2 separate regions of the Homo sapiens genome follow, and region 1 is linked to region 2. The links are chromatin loops, found by intact Hi-C in ENCODE. Cell type or tissue: dorsolateral prefrontal cortex. All regions are shown on one strand. Each heading gives the region's core, and the rest is flanking DNA. Links, peaks and the distances in the headings are about the cores only. Region 1 overlaps AJAP1 (adherens junctions associated protein 1). Region 2 has its middle 150 kb from the start of LINC02781.

The links. Peaks named below come from ENCODE experiments on the same cell type or tissue, not always from the same donor. Only the 100,000 strongest peaks of a DNase experiment are listed, where the experiment ranks them.
Region 1: a loop joins it to region 2, with 2.0 times the contacts of the local background. A loop is called at or near these places in 3 of 110 quality-filtered maps.

What each region holds. Positions count from the first base shown.
Region 1 is chr1:4,773,440-4,781,767 of GRCh38, forward strand. It overlaps AJAP1 (adherens junctions associated protein 1), which reads left to right. Exons shown (of 6, transcript NM_018836.4): 5 at 988-1,119. The coding sequence ends at 1,060. Among named protein-coding and RNA genes, the nearest start is that of AJAP1, 120 kb to the left of the region's middle. In dorsolateral prefrontal cortex, for the core only: a CTCF peak has its summit at 4,710 (motif pointing right); a DNase peak (open chromatin) is centred at 4,712; H3K4me3 peaks cover 485 bases; H3K27ac peaks cover 2,563 bases.
Region 2 is chr1:4,821,522-4,829,849 of GRCh38, forward strand. No RefSeq gene overlaps it. Among named protein-coding and RNA genes, the nearest start is that of LINC02781, 150 kb to the right of the region's middle. RefSeq lists an enhancer at 1-134. In dorsolateral prefrontal cortex, for the core only: a CTCF peak has its summit at 4,752 (motif pointing left); DNase peaks (open chromatin) are centred at 4,463 and 4,720.

The sequences.
Region 1 (8,328 bases), core at 5-8,004, 48 kb before region 2:
CCTGTTGGCTAGAATGAGCAGATGTTCCTGAAATACCTTCTGGCCACGCCTCTTCTTGCATGTCCACGTTGCATTCTGCCATCTGTGATATTCTCTGTCTTAGACGTTCCCTTCCCTTCTGGAGGAGGACAGTGGCGCTCAGAACCTCAGAACTGTTGTTCTAAACCTCAGTGGTTTTACACTCAGACATTTGGGGAGCTCATGGGTGCCATTTCAGCCTTCCAGAAGGCTAAGTTCACAAATAACCGGCTAACAGATTTCCAAACTGTTTCACTGAATATGTGGATGTTGGCTTGGACGTGAATCTGGGCCAGCCAGTGCTTGGGCCGTGTGGGTAGAGGGCAGAGGGCCGTGGGCTGGCCTCTGTTGCTTCACTTTTCCCACCTTCTGTGCTTGTGTTATGCAGGGAGGTGGGGTGGGGGGCTGTCCAAGAGCAGAGTTCGCACAGCTGGTGCTCTCGTGCCCTGGCATGGAGGCATTGGATGGAACTAGTTCTTGCCTTTTGGCCCAAGGTCATGCTCTGTTGGGTTTCATTGGCCTTGGGAAATGGTAGCTTAGTCTCAAAGGTGACAAAATATGGGCGAGACATTTTGGGAGCCAGGTTCTATCCTTTCTGTCATGTGCAATAAAGTGGGTCAAATCTGCCATCAGAGGCAGAGACCCCAGGCTCTGGGCTAATCCTGCAAATTCAAAAACGAAAATGTGGAGACGGCACAGCCTTCCGGCCTGTGCAGCAAAGTGCTCGTGTGCCCAGATCCCTCAGTCTGTGTCTTCCAAAGCCTCCCAGGGTAGAAAGCATTCGTGTGTGAGGACTTCTCCCAGCCACAGGGAATGTGGGGGGTGGTCCCTTCCTGGCAAGGCCAGGAGTCCACATTAGTGCTTCCTTTCTCAAGAAGCCAGTCCCCACCACAGGCCTGCCCCGGCTTGCCTATCATGTGTCATGGTCAAGTACCAGCACGCCAAAGCCCATTTTTCTGTTCACCGCAGACCCTCCTCTTCTGATCGGCATCTTATTCCTGTGGCCTTCGTGTCTGAGAAATGGTTTGAAATCTCCTGCTGACTGGCCGAAGTCTTTTTTACCTCCTGGGGGCAGGGCAGACGCCGTGTGTCTGTTTCACGGTAGGTACCTCTCTTTGGACATTCCTGTTTTCGTTCCCTTTCCTCCCCTCCCCACTGCCCTCCCCTGCACTCTTTGGGATCACTGGGAGCTCTTTTAGACATGGCGGGTGGATTTCCAATGGCATCACTTCTCTGAACATGAGCCGGCGGGGGGGGCTGGGCTTTTGACCTTGATGTTGGATTTGTTAGAAGTGCCCTCCCCGTCCCAGGGGAGGATAGTAACAGACATTCATGCACCCTGATTCCACGTCCTCACTATTCTTATCAGTGCCACTCCTTCCCTCAGGAAGGCCACCACATGCGTGGCCTACGTGGCAGGGAAAGTCATTCCCTAAAACAAGCGACAATTACAGCTCTCATTTCCCACAACAGGAGGAGATTAGGACAGCGGCTAGGGAGGCAGGAATCGCACCTCCATCACATGTCTTTACATCGGGGGAGGGCGCAAGGCAGAATTAAAATACAATTTTGAAATATAAAAATAAGAGATAAGAAAGAAAATGATAAAGAAAGAAAGGGAAGAGTTGAGACATCTACTAATTTGAAGCCAGGAACCGGCACCAAAACAGGATGAATTTTCCACGCTCTGCTGGATGGGAACATTTGGTTTGCTTTTAGTGATATTAACTTTAATGCTAACGTTAAATTGCCTCCTTCTGTGCTGAGTCTTCAGAGCACTCGGGCTGCTGAGGGGAGAGAGCATTGCGCCCTCATGGCTGCACATCCCATGCATTCTATAAGCACAGCCCATGGGTGTGACCTGAGGTTTTCGTGTTGTTTTCATGGTTCTTTTCGACGCTGGGCTTTCTACGCATCCTCATCTTGCTTCCTTCCAAAGGTGACCTAAGATCCCTTCCATGAGTAGGGAGCCGTATTTCTAGGATAGAATACCAATATTTGAAAATATTTTTTTCTTACTTTTTGCCCACCATCTGATATGAGGGACAGAATGGACAAAGTCCTCAGGGGCCCGCGGACAGGGAAGGTCTGGAGGACTCAGCTGGCTGCACCTTGCTGGGGGCGGGGAACCAGCTGCAGTCAGAGAGGGGAGTGAATCGGTCAGTTCCTCATCCTGGCACTAATGAACTGCATGTTTGCTCCAAATCAAATCTCCAGCCCTCACTCCCTACCCCGAAGCCAACATGTTCTGCCAACTGGCAAAGAAACGTAATTAGATTAGAATATGGGAACCGAGCTGCCCTGCAAGGGCCTTTGCTGCAGCAGGTAAGAGGCGGGTTGCCCCCACCATTCAGTGGGGGGATGTGCAGCCTAGAGCATCCATCAGAAGCCAGTGCCTTTGTCTGCCTCACCGCAGCTCCCCTCATGAAGGGAGCCCCTACTGGAGTGCCAACCAAGCTAGCCGCAGGGAGCTGGCTTGCTAGCAGTGTAGTCCGCGACCCGCCTGGTAAAGCCTCTGTAGGGACTGGGTCCTGATGGTTGCCAGCATCTCTGTTATGATTTTTAAAATTTGTTAATGCACAATTCATTGACCTGGGAGATGCAAGGCCTTAGAGTCGAAGACCCTCACTCCCTTCCGCCAAGAGCCACAGACCCACAGAACTGGAGAGGTCAACTCGGGGGGACAGCCCCGTAATACGGATGTTTGCACGGCAGCTCGTGGAACACTTTTTACTTGCCCAGTCCTCCCAGCAATCTCATTTACAAGTGGGGAAACCGAGGCAGTGGGAGGTTAAATGACTTGGCCGAGGTCAGCTCCCTAGGGGAGAGGGGACAGCTTTCTAATGTTTGCACGGCAGCTCATGGAACACTTTTTACCTGCCCAGTCCTCCCAGCAATTCCTTTTACAAGTGGGGAAACTGAGGCAGTGGGAGGTTAAATGACTTGGCCGAGGTCAGCCAGGTTGTTAGTGGTGGGGCTGGATCACCCGATGGCTGCCTGGCTCCGGGACATCCCCTGCCTACTCCACAGGCCTGAGCCCAGGGATCCTTCTTTTCCATTAGAACAGGAGCCCGCAGCACTGACTTTAAAAAAAATAAAAAGATAAAATAGGGCAAAAAAAAGTGTTTTATTTACTCATCTGCCCCAGAAAACCTTCGTGTCTCATCAGCCTGGTCCTCCCCTTCCAGCAGCATGGGGCACTGAAGACCCCCCAGAAATACTGTTGGTGGGCTAGCCCTGTGCTGCAGCCCCAGGCAAAGGCAAGAGACATGGGCGCCCCCAGATGGGCCCCAGGTGGACCCCACTTCCCAACTGTGCCTGAGGAGCTGTTTCAGGACCACCGGCATTTACACAAGGAAACATCTCTGTGTCTAAAGAGCTGACCCCCTCCCTGTGGCTCTCAGGTAGGTCGTCCGCAGAGTTCAGAAGAGCCCGTGAGGCTTACTGAAGGCAGCTGCGCTCAGCCTGGGAATCTGCCGACACGAAGCCACGGCCCACTCCTGGTGGCCTCCTGAAGTAGCTGTGGACCAGGAGGGCTATGCACACAGCCTCGTTAGTCCTTGATAAATGCTTATAAGATTCTGTTGCCGATTGCGGGACAGACCGTTTACCACTCACTAGGATGAAAGCGTTGGGATTCTAAGTATCCCCTGAATCTTGCAATTAATGCCTGGACATGAGCGTCGGGTGCAGAATAGCCAGAAACATCTCTCAGATTTGCTGGGGTACTTATTGTCCCTAAATAAATAGCAATTAATACTAAAACATTTAATTAAGGTTTAAGAGCCAGTGGAGCTCTTTCTCTCTCACATAGCTGGGAAGCCTCTCCAAATGCATTTTTAATGACGATGCAGCCGTTTGTTACCACACCATTGTCTTTCTTCTCAGTCTAATCCGTGTGCACATTTGGGACCCAAAGTCAGCCAAGTTCGTTTTCTTGCAGGCGGTTGTCCGGAATGCCAGTGGCTCCTGGGCAGATGTGCACCCCAGATTCAGCCTTTGTGATAGATTCCAACACGTTCTGGCCTCAGACCACCTTTGTGGTGGGGCCAGACTGCTCTGGGCAAAGTGAAGCTGGCCTTTATGCTCCAAGGAAGGGGGCCTCGAGAGCAGGCCTGCATTGGCTCTCGGACTAATTCGCGATCATCTTTCATACAGCAGGTACACTTCAGCAAACCTCGTTAATGTTGATCTCTTTCCCTTTGCCAAGGCCGCTTCGTTCTGAACGGAGCCTGCAAAGTCATAAAAGCTCTTGAATCCGAAGCAAGTGAGAAATAAATCATGCACTATTATTATTTTCAAAAACACATTGATCACTAATAAAAAATAAGAAGTGTACCTGTGCCTTCCCACTTTGTTCTTCCAAAATATACATTAATAGAATATCAAACTTTTGTTATTCAAAGGAGCCTGTTTTTCAAAGCAACATCCATACCTTTCTGGAAGCTGTGCTTGCTGAGCTGAGAACAGTACCACGAAAACTTTGAGAGAAAGTAGCCACTTCAGATTGTCAAGAAATTCTGCTCTGCCCCGGGGACACCTGGCGGTAGCCTGTTTGCTCTTTATTTATGTATTTATTTTATGTATGTATGTATGTATTTATTTATTTTTTGCAAAAGCAGACAGTGGTCATTACACCCAGTGCGCCACTGCGTAGCATGCAGCCCAGTGGGGCCAGGCCAGCCGAGAATCTCCTTCCAGGCAGCAGAGGGCAGAATTTATCCCAGATCCCGATCTGGAAGATGGCTTTGCAAGATACATACAGCTTCCCTTTTTGCCCAGGGAATCTCAGGTGGACATTCACCTTCAGCCACGTTATTTTCCAGCCATGGGGTCCAGGCCCCACCTTATCTGTCTTTCCCAGCTGGCCTGGGATCCTCAGTCCTTCTCTGGGCTTAGTGCCAAGATGAGAGGCTCACGTGCTAAGTGTGGCGCAGAAAAACACAAGCAGCTGAAGTTTGAGCAACAGAGTTTTGGCAGAGCATGGACAACATGAGAGCCTCCTCCTGGGCCAGGGGCTGTGACCACACCTTGGTCTTGCAGGAAACCTCTCCACCCTCTACAAAGCCAGCATGGCTCTGGAAATGGTCATTCAAGGTGCAGGATTGGCGCCATCTCTCTCTCTCTCTCTCTCTCTCTCTCTCTCTCTCTCTCTCTTCTCTCTGTCTCTCCCCCTCTCCCTCTCTCTCTCTTTTCCATCCTGAGACACAGAGTAGAGAGAGATGCCTGTAGTCTTGGAAGAGACTCCCTTCCCTGCATAGCCGGGGATGTCTGGCATAGGCTGCCACCCACTCGTTGATCCTCCACGTCGTGTCTGTGGCTCCCTGCATCAGCATCTACCTGCAGGCAGTCCCCAGAGGTTGTTTCATGCCATTAGGGACGGGTCTTAGCGACTGAGGACAAAACTGCTTCACACCTCTGCCGCGTCTCTGAGCCTCATCCGGTGTTTTGATTCCCTACTCCGGGCCAGGCACAGAACTGGAACCTGCATGAACCAGTGGTGAATGGGCAGGAGACCCCCGTTCTCAGGAGGCTGTGCTGCCAGCAGGGGATGCCTTGCACATCTGCCCAGATAAAGCTCGATGCAGATGGTCCCATACCGAAGATGTCACCGAGCAAGTGCTGCAGGAGACAGAAGTAAAATAGGGGATGTGTGTAGGAAGGAATGGGGCATCCAAGAGGCCCTCCCCAGGGAGGTGTTCTTTCCAGCCAAAACCTGAAGGATTTGAGGCTTGAGATTTGCAACTTGAAATCAGGGAAGCTGGAACGTAGAGAGGAAGAAGAAGAGGAAGAGTGAGGTGGAAAGGTGGCCAGGACCCAGTGCAGAAGGATCTGATGAGCCAGCATGGGAAGTGCAGGAGGCTTTTTTTCTTTTTCTTTTTCTTTTTTTTTTTTTGAGACAGAGTCTCGCTCTGTCGCCCAGGCTGGAGTGCAGTGGCTCGATCTCAGCTCGCTGTAAGCTCCGCCTCCACCTTCACACGGGAGACTTTCACATGGGAAAGTGGCAGGATAAAGTCTACATGGGAACACCTCCGGAGCACAGCCAGACAGACGCAATGGTTGGAAGCTGCTCCTCCGGCCTTTATTCTCCTGTTTAAGGTCAGGATTAAGGATTGGAAAGCAGCCGGGGCCACAGTTCAGGCAGGAAACTATTCTTATTAAGGTGGCAGCCATATGACTTACGGTCCAACCCTGAACACATTCCAGAGCAAAAGGTTGGCCTTGTGAGTAATCAATGATCAGGGAACACAGGGACAGCAGCTTACAACCGGTGACAGTCCCAGGACACCGGGACCCAGTGTAGGGTCTCGAAGCCTAGCTTCTGGTGGCCCGAGGATTTTTATCTCCCTTTTAAGAAAAATTGTAATTGTAGTAAATATATGTAACATAAAATTTACCGTTTTAGGCCAGGCACGGTGGCTCACACCTGTAATCCCAGCACTTTGGGAGGCTGAGGCCGGCGGATCACCTGAAGTCAGGAGTTTGAGACCAGTCTGACCAACATGGCGAAACCCCATCTCTACTAAAAATACAAAAATTAGACGGGTGTGTGGTGTGCGCCTATAATCCCAGCCACCAGGGAGGCTGAGGCAGGAGAATCGCTTGAACCCAGGAGGCGGAGGTTGCAGTGAGCTGAGATTGTGCCACTGCACTCCAGCCTGGGTGACAGTCTCAAAAAAAAAAAAAAAAAAAAAAAAAATTACCATGTAACCATTTATGCGTGTCTAGTTCAATGGCATGAGTGCCTTTACCGTCCTGTGCAGGCATCTTCACAAGCCAGCTCTTCACCTCCTTCCGTCACCCCGTATTAAAACTCCGCACCCACTCAACACTCACTCCCCGTCTCCCCCCATCCCCTGGCCCCCAATTCTACTCTTCGTCTCTGTGGATTTGGTAGCTCTGGTACTTCCTGTAAGTAGAATCATACAGCATTCGTCTCTACATTTTTTAACTTTCAAAAAAATTACCAAGATGGACATATAAGAGGGATATTTCTCTCTGTGTTGTAATAATTACTTCATTTTTTAAGCCCCTCTTCCCCAAATCCGGGGAATGTGGAAGAGGTGGGCAGGGGTGGGGCACAGCTGGAGTAAGGCTACCAAGAGTGATCTGGCGCTAACCCAAAGGCACGTCCCCTTTCTTTTTTTTTTCTTTTTTCTTTTCTTTCTTTCTTTCTTTTTTTTTTTTTTGTGGGACACAGCCTCACTCTGTTGCCCAGGCTGGAGTGTAGTGGTGCCATCTCGGCTCACTGCAACCTCTGCCTCCCGGGTTCAAGTAATTCTCATGCCTCAACCTCCCAGGTAGCTGGGATTACAGGTGTGCGCCCCCATGCCTAATTTTTGTATTTTCACTAGAGATGGGGTTTCACCATGTTGGCCAGGATGTCTCCTTTCTTTACATGCAGTGAACCCTGTGCCCACAGCAGCTGGTCTTCCCACAGTAGCTGAGCGGACACTCCACTGTAGCCTCATGGAGTTGTCCACACGGATGTCATTTGGAGGCAGCAAGCAGGAAGGTGACGCCCAGGGCCCAGCCTCTTGTCCAGGTGCAGAGGGGTCCAGGGAAAGATCCAGCCCCTCACCTCTACCTTCAAATGAGTAGACTCTGGCACACTGAGTCTCCTGGAGATGATCAGAGACGCAGTGCTGATGATCAGGGACGCAGTGCTGTGCAGGAGGAGCTGTTCTGGGGCCTGCCAGCCTCGCTGTCCACTCCTGGGATGTGTCCCTCAGAAGGCAGGCATGTCCCACCTGGGGCCCCTCCTCCCCAGTCCCAACCAGAATCACTGCGGTGGGCTCAGTTGATTCAGGAGAGAGAAAGCCGCACCCTTGTCTTTGGGAAGAACTGGGGAATGGACCCAGGACTGGCAGTCACTGACCTCACCTGGGGAGCTCTGAAAACCCACGTTCACAAACACTACCCCGAGACCCTGATTCCAGGTCTCCAGAGGTGGGCCTGGGAATCTGTATTTCTGCTAAGCTCCAACGATGACGATGACGGAGCCGGTCTGGCCGCATGCTATGCATGCAGCTGCTGGAAAAATTCTAGAGCTCCCACTGGGTGTTTTTCCGACTTCATTTTTGGATCAGCGGGTACCCCCGCCCCATCCTACCACTTTCTGATATGTGTCATCTGCACAGATGAGGATGCGGTAGCATTTTCTTTCTACTGTTGAGGGTCCTGATTGCCTGTAGTTGAAAGGAGCTCTGAGTGACAGCAGAGGGACCCAGACAGCACCCCATCCCTGTGACGGAGATGCAGCTTTGGGCAGAAGGTCCCCAGATGGGACCGTGACGTGTTCCAGCTCAC
Region 2 (8,328 bases), core at 241-8,240:
GAGAAGGTAACGTGAGCCCAAACTGTGGGCTATTTGAGGGGATTCACAGACCCCCTCCACCCTACCAACCCATCTAAGGCCCAGACTAATACCATGAGGGAAGCCAGACTCTTCCCCTCTGGCTTTAGCCCTGATGACTGCGTGCAGTGGTGACAAGGCACCCCATCATTTGATGGTGTTTGGGGAGACAGAAAGAGAAAGAGAGATTGAGAGAAAGATTATCTTCTGTAATTCATTAATAATAATGTTACCGAAGGTAGTTGGTCAGACATACGCAGGGCAGGAGAGAGCGCCCCTGGCCCCTACAACCCCAACCAGAAATATCAGGCAACAATCACTGATGGTCAAGCAGTGGTTAAACTGTTTCTCTAAAATAATAATTGGTTGCAGCCAGTGCCAGGGAAAAGCAGTATCCCCAATAGATAGAAACATCTGAAACTCATGATCAGCAGCTTCCGATAACATCTCAGGAGCTGGGCAAGTGGGTTCAAGCATGCACACTAAGAGGCAAAATGGTGGAGTTTAACTGGTCTATGACTCCTCCTAGGGACATCTGGTAAGAGAAGAATGCCTCAAGTGAGTATGTACACAACTCTAGTAAACACACAGCACATGTGGAACCCCCTCTCCCTGTAAGTGCTGGCAGCCACTGTGCATGCGGACAGCCCACCCCAAGGGAAGAATCAGGAGAGAAGGGACACGAGGCCCTGGAAGTATGCCAACATATAAAACCCTAAGTCAAAGGTCGAACTGTGCTCTTGAATCCCTCAAGTCACCCACTTGGCCCTCTTCCAAGTGTACTTTACTTCCTTTCATTCCTGCTCTAAAACTTTTTAATAAACTCACTCCTGCTCTAAAACTTGCCTCACTGTCTCCCTCTGCCTTATGCCCCTTAGCTGAATTCTTTCTTCTGAGGAGGCAAGAATTGAGGCTGCTGTAGACCCATGTGGATTTGCCACTGCTGAACAATAATACCAAGTAACAGCTGACCTTTCCTTGGTGCTCACTGGGAGCTGGGTATTATTTGAAGTACATAGCAGGAAAAGACTCACAACTCGAGGTTTGCAATTAGAAGCCTCCAAGGGCTCCCCCGAGCAGAGACCGTGGCATAACATGCCCACAGTCCTCAGGCCAGTGTTGAGAAAGGCCAAACCCTGTAAAATATTGTTAAATAGAACTAAATATGGCCTGAGAAAGCCTCCATACTTCCATACTTGAGTCCTTGAGGATGAACCGTAACCTAACTTAGTAAGCAGACGAGACTAGACACCTGATTTAGGAGGATGCTTCAGTGGCTGAGTCTCGGCCAATCTCAGCAGCCAGACTTTCACCACTCATAGGCTGCTGTTCAAACTGTGTTCAAATAAAAGCAAATGCCAAGTTGTAACCAATCCGGCTGCTTCTGAATCTCACTTCTGTTTTCTGTCCATCACTTTCCTTTTTTTAATCTATAAATTTGCTCTGACCAAGAGGCATCCCTGGAGTCTCTCTAAATCTGCTGTGATTCTGGAGGTTACCCGATTCAAGAATCATTCTTTTTTTTCTTTGCTCAATTAAACTCTGTTAAATTTAATTTGTCTAATGTTTTTCTATTAACAATGTTTAAAGAAGTTTATTCTGAGTCCAATATGAGTGACCATGGCTTGCACACAGTTTCAAGAAGTCCTGAGTACAAGTGCCTGAGGGGGTCGGGTTACAGCTTACATATATATATGTGTATATATATACGTATATATATTCTTCCCTTGGGGTGGGCTGTCCGCATGCACAGTGGCTGCCAGCACTTACAGGGAGAGGGGGTATCACATGTGCAGTGTGTTTACTACAGTTGTGTACATACTCACTTGAGGCATTCTTCTCTTACCAGATGTCCCTAGGAGGAGTCATAGACCAGTTAAACTCCACCATTTTGCCTCTTAGTGTGCATGCTTGAACCCACTTGCCCAGCTCCTGAGATGTTATATACGTATATACATATACACGTATATATACGTATATATACGTGTATGTATATATGTATATATACGTATATATACGTGTACATATATATACACACACACACACACACACACATATATATATGTGTGTGATGATGGGTCACTGCAACCTCTGCCTCCCAGGTTCAAGCTATTCTCCTGCCTCAGCCTCCTGAGTAGCTGGATTACAGGCATGCACCACCACACCTGTATAATATTTGTTTGGTTTGTTGTTGTTGTTGTTGAGATGGAGTTTCACTCCTGTTGCCCAGGCTGGAGTACAGTGATGTGATCTCGGTTTACTGCAACCTCCGCCCCCTGAGCTCAAGCAATTCTCCTGCCTCAGCCTCCCGAGTATTTGGGATTATAGGTGCCCACTACCACACCCAGCTAATTTTTGTACTTTTGGTAGAGATGGGGTTTCACCATGTCAGTTAGGCTGGTTTTGAACTCCTGACCTCAAGTGATCCACCTGCCTTTGCCTCCCAAAGTGCTGGGACTGCAGGCATGAGCCCCACATCCAGCCAATACATTTTAAGGATACAGAAGTTACAGGCAAAGACATAAATCAATATGCATAAGGTATACATTTGTTCAGCCTGGAAAGGTGGGACATCTTGAAGTGGGGCAGGGGTAGGGGATGGGGAGGGCTTATAGGTCATGGGTGGATTCAAAGATTTTCTGATCACCAGTTGGTTGAAAGAGTTAAGCTTTGCCTTAAGAGCTGAAGTCAGCAGAAAGAAAGGCTTGAGTTAAGGTAAAGGGGGCTGTGGAAGCCAAGGTTCTTATTATGTAGACCAGGCCTCTAAGTAGCAGGCTTCAGAGAGAATGGAGGGTAAATGTCTCCTTGGGGAACTTAAAAGGTGTTAGGCTGTAGTTAAATCTCTCCTAGATCAGGAAAAGACCTAGAAAAGGAAGAAAATTCTCTATTGAATGTAAATGTTCCCCACAAGAGACAGCTTTGCAGGGCCATTTCAAAATATGTCAAAGAAATATATTTTTGGTTAAAATACTTTGATTTCCTTCAGGGTCTGCTCTCTGTCAGGTGATGCTATACCAGAGTCAGGTTGAAATTTGGAATTTTATTGCCACAAAGAGTGTTTTGTCCATCTTATGATCTCTATTTTAATATTAGTTCTGGTCAGTTAGTTGTGCCTAAACTCCAAATGGAGGGGATGTAAGAAGTTGTGCCCTACTCCCTTCCTATCATGGCCTGACCTATTTTTTCAGGGTTCTGTGGGATCCTCTTGGCCAAGAGGGGGTGTCTATTCAGTTGGTTGGGGGCTTGGAATTTTGTTTGGTTTCTACCAGGAAGGGGCCTTACCACAATTCATAGGGGCCTAGAGGACACCTGGTTTATTATAAAAGCCAGGTAAAGAGCAAGAAACCGCAAACAATAACAAAACACCCTCATCAATAGCCATTATCTGAGTCTAACGATTGTTATTAAAGCAGGGAGGAGTGTCTGGGATATTTTAAGTGGCAGCTAACATATCATCTTGAGAAATGGAAAGCAGAATTCAGAAGCCTCAGGTTGCAGCCACCAGCAAGACACAGCAACATCTTTCATAAACAGCCCTCCAGCCCCTGCTCTGGGGCCTCCACTTCCTTTGATTCAGACTCAACATCAGATGCAAGTCCTTTCTGTGCGGGAAGCACAACACCAAACCAGGCTGTGTGCTGAGGCCCCAAAGCCATGTCTGAGTGAGCTAGAGGCTCACAAAGAGCCCCCTCCTTGCCCTCACCCCAGCCCACCTGCAGGCTGCTTGCCACATGATCTGACCTCTGGGGCCACAAGGGCCTGCACACCCGCACTCTGCAAGTGGTTGTACAATTACCCACGCCCACGCACACATGGATGTCAGAAGGCTTTGCACCAGAATGACTCCCTCTAGAACAGGTGAGATAGAAATCCACAGGCCTGGTTTGCAAGGTCACAAAGACCCTGCTGATAAAACCCGATGCAGTAAAGAAGCCAGCCAGAAACTGCCAAAACCATCCAAAACCAAGATGGCTGCAAAAGCAACCTCTGGTTATCCTCGCTGCTTATTATATGCTGAATATAATACATTAGCATGCTAAAAGACACACCTACCACAGCCAAGGCAGTTTACAGATGTCATGGCAATGTGGGGAGGCTACCCTACATGGTCTAAAGAGGGGAGAAGCCCTCAGTTCTGAGAATTCTCCACCCCTGTCCCAGAAAACTCATGAATAATCCACCCCTTATTTAGCCTACGATCAAGAAATAACCATCAAAATGGTCACCCTGCAGCCCTTGGGGCTGCTTTGCCACCCTTTTATTCCTTTACTTTCTTGAGAAACTTGCTTTCACTTTATTCTATTGGCTGGCCCTTGAATTTCTTCCTGTAGGAAAGCAAGAACCCACATGGCCTCCCAGGCTGAACCCAAATTTTGGGGTTCGCCCTGCAACACAGACACTCTCAACAGGGCTTTGCAGGTTCATGGGGATGCCCTCACCTCACCATACCTATCACACTCACTGTGCACTTGTGGTAACACACAACTCCTGATCCCAGCCATGCCCAGCCCCTGCCACCTGCCCACAGGCGTGCTCTGTATTAACTTAGGGGCCTGAAATGCCCAGGTCCACACAGGCCCCACCCCCACCCAGGAGCTAAGAGCCCTAAGGCCCTCTCCTTTTTCCCCCTGTTTCTGTTTCTTCCGTTAATACATCTCTCCCCTATAGGGGACTTGACTCCAAAGGGGCTGCTTGCCAGGCAGGAGCAGATAATATCTGCCTGACACCTACTGGCAATAAATGTCAATGCACAGACAGGTTGATGGGCTGAGATTGCTTCCTATTGATGGAGGATGATGAAGTTGTGGTTTGGAGTGTGATTTCTGGCGAAAAGCAAAGGGATGTTGCAAAAGGGTATCCCCCTCACCCCGAGCTGAGAGGGTGTGCCAAGAGTTTGTCCTGGCTGTGTGCAGGTGAGCCATATACACAGGGCGGTTACGTGTATCCCTGTGCTGCTGTCATGGAAGTGCGAGAGTGTGTGCGGAACTACGTGTGGAGAGTGTGTCTGGGAGTTCCGTCAGTGACCATGTGTTGGTGAGCATGTTACTGGGGCCACGGAATGTCTGTGTCTTCATCACTAATGGTGTGGGTATGTAGTGGTGGCCCTGTGAGGGTTGGTGTTCACCTGGGCGGGGGTGTTCATGGGGCCATGGAATGTCTGTGTCTCCATCACTAATGGTGTGGATATGTAGAGGTGGCCCTGTGAGGGTTGGTGTTCACCTTGTAAAAAGTAAAATAGAGGTTCCTCTTCAAAGACTTTCCTCCCTGTCTAATTAGGAATAAATAGTAACTTCTCTTAAAAGCAAAATTTATTCAAAGACCTGTGCTAACATTCTTAAATATCTGCTAGCCGTAATAAAGAAATCAATGTACTTTATGTTCTTAGCTCCCACAATTTAGCCTAAATATTTGCCCTGGCATGCTTATACTGGTCCAACAAGCATTAAGTCATAGCTTGTTCCTCTTCCTTATTTAAAAGTGTTTTTGTCTTTCTCAGCATTCCACAAGTTACTTTCTCCTTCCTTTGTTCTCCTCTACCTTTGCCTCTTTTAAAAAGTTCTAAATTGCTAGCCAATCAGGACAAATACAGAGTGAGGGGTCCCATTCCAGCCAATGGAAACCGTTCACAGCAGCAGGGTGGACGCGTCAGGTTACAAAATAACTTGACTCCGTTGTTCGGTGTACTCTGGTGGCAAAACTGCTGGTGGGTGTACCCTTTCTGCAGGAAGTAAAAATGGCCTTACTAAATAAATTAAATTTATGTTCAAGTGCTATTTTTTTATGGCACCGGAGAACAAGCATTTCAAACAACCTGGGCAGGGGTGTTCATGTGTGGGGTGTAGGGGTTGTCACAGCTCCAGTGCGGGATGTTGGAGAGGGTGTCTCTTCATTTCCACCCATAGGTTCCTTCTTAAACTTGAACTCTCTCCCAGCCAGAAAGGGTAGGAGCCTCTTCCAGCCAGAAGCGGGACTCGAAGCAGGATCAAAGGGCTGGGCAGTGTGGATGCCTTCACCTACAGACCAGCTTCCCTGACCTCTCGGGAAGCTTCATGTTCTAACCTAGAGAGAGAACAATATGTCTTGACTAAACACACACACACACACACACACTCTTGCACACTCTTGGACATGCAGGAAGGCAAAGCTCTACCACCCCATAGGGAAAAGTCCACAGGGAGGCAGAAGTAAACCCCTCGTCTACCTTCTCTGGGACGTCATGCTGCCAGGACGACAGCCGGGGCTCTGTGAGAGTGAGCCGTCCTCCTCTTAGCTCTGGTCCTGGGATTCAGGTGCTAACAGCTCCCATCAGCGTTTTCCCCAAACTGATGTTACTAGCAAATGTGCTGGTGGTGAAGACAGCGGTCATTTGTGAGCGCTTGCAGTGCGGCAGGCACCGTGCTGCTTGTTCGCGGGGATGGTCTCCTTTTACTCTGCGTGGCAACACTAGCAGTGCTGCTGTTTTCCTCGCTGGGGCTCAGGTGACAGAGCTCACCCTGGGTCACTTGGGGAAGACTGCTGGTCCTGTCTTCCCTTCTTTCAGTCCTGGCATCTTCCATGCCAGCTGGGCGGATGGCTGTGGCTGCCCATACGAAGCCTGCATTTCCTATGCGTTCTCACGTGTGTTGAGGTCATGTGAGCTCAGTCCAGGCCATGAGGTGCAGCTGAAAATGATGTGTGCTGGTTCCAGGGGTCTTCCCTTTGGGGTGTAGCTGTGCCCTCCCTGGTCCTTTTTCCTCCTCCTTGGGCTGGGCAACACCCAGGCCTGGTGCATCCCAGTGACCCTAGGAGGATGTTGGGAGCTAAGCAGTCACAGTTGCCCTTTGGGCCATGGCTGCTTACATCTGAGCTAGACCATGGGAGGGAAAGCTCTACTTTTGTTAGTCTGGGCCCTGTGCAGAGTGTTCTCTCGTTAGTACAGCAATGGGTACCAGAAATGGAACTGCCATACATAAACCAAAAGGATGCAGGGCTTGTCTGTCAGACAGCAGGCAGTGAGGACCCAGGCCTCACAAGCTGGAGGCTGGGGTGCTTCAGAGCATCCTCCATACAATCTTAGGATTGCTGGAATGCCAGTGACAGTCAGCCACAAGCTGGGGAAGAACTGGGTGGAAAGAGTCAGAAAATGGGTAGGTAGCTTCCTGTTGATTCTAGCGAAGTCCAGGAGACAAGAGCCAACTGCTTTGCTGGCAGAGAGAGAGAAGGACAGCTCTGCTCAGGGAAGGCCTCTCTGCTGGTGCCCACCCGCCAGGTGGACTGAGTGTTCAGAAATCTGGGCCTTGGTTTGAGAGCGTCACCTTTTGACCCACACACAATGGGATAGAAAGTGGGCACTTTGGCCTTGAGCAAGCATCTGCTATTAATACTTCCTGGTCCAACTGTAAAGCCAGGATAAAGGGAAAAGGGCAGATTGAGGGCCTTGTAACTCCCCACCCACGTCTATGGTTTCTGAAGGTCTCAAAGAAGCTGTCATTCAGAAGGGGATGAGCCTAGCACAGAGGCCTGAATGTGAAAGAGGAGATTCAGGCTTAAGCCTCATGTGAAAATGAGGCCTGTGCTTATGATTCTGTGGGCCTGAAACATAATGGAAACCTGTGAGAGTTTGGGAGAACTCATTTGACAAGTAGAATACAACCGTCACCTGCAAATTCTTAGACCGTGAAGAGTCTGGAAGTAAAGCCCTGTCTCCCTGAAACTTCAGCTCTTAAGAAGGGCATGCTGCAACACCTCCCTCAGATACACAAAGCAGGGTACACCTAAGAGGGGGAAGCGAGAGGCCACCGACTGTGGACAGCGAGCTCCTCCCACCTCCTCCAGAGCAGAACCAAAACTGGATAAATGCGTTCATCTGGGGGACAAAGATTCCTCAGGATCGTTACATTGGACTGGAAAAAGGTGTGGCTTAACACTTGCGGTTGCAATATCCTCTGTGGATTTTATGAAAACATACTGCAATGCAATCATCATAGAACTCGTCATTATTTAAGTAACGGAATATTAGAAGAGCTAGAAAATATTGGAGAAGGAGTCAAGATGGTTTGGGGCTTAAACTCCTGGTGACGTGGACTCTCAGAGGCAGTGGGGGGTGAGTGTGATTTTGGCTGGGGTTCCACCTCGTCCCCACTCATAAGTCCCAGGTAAGTCAGTTCCTTCCTTTTGTCTCTGTTTCCTAGCAAGTAAAACAAGGCAGTAAGAAAGTCAGCTCTTTGTACCTTCTCTGGCTGTCATGAAGATCAGACCACAGAACATTGCAGAAGGTGAATTATGCCATGTTCTAGGGAACTGAGCTGGGAATTATGCCATGTTCTAGGG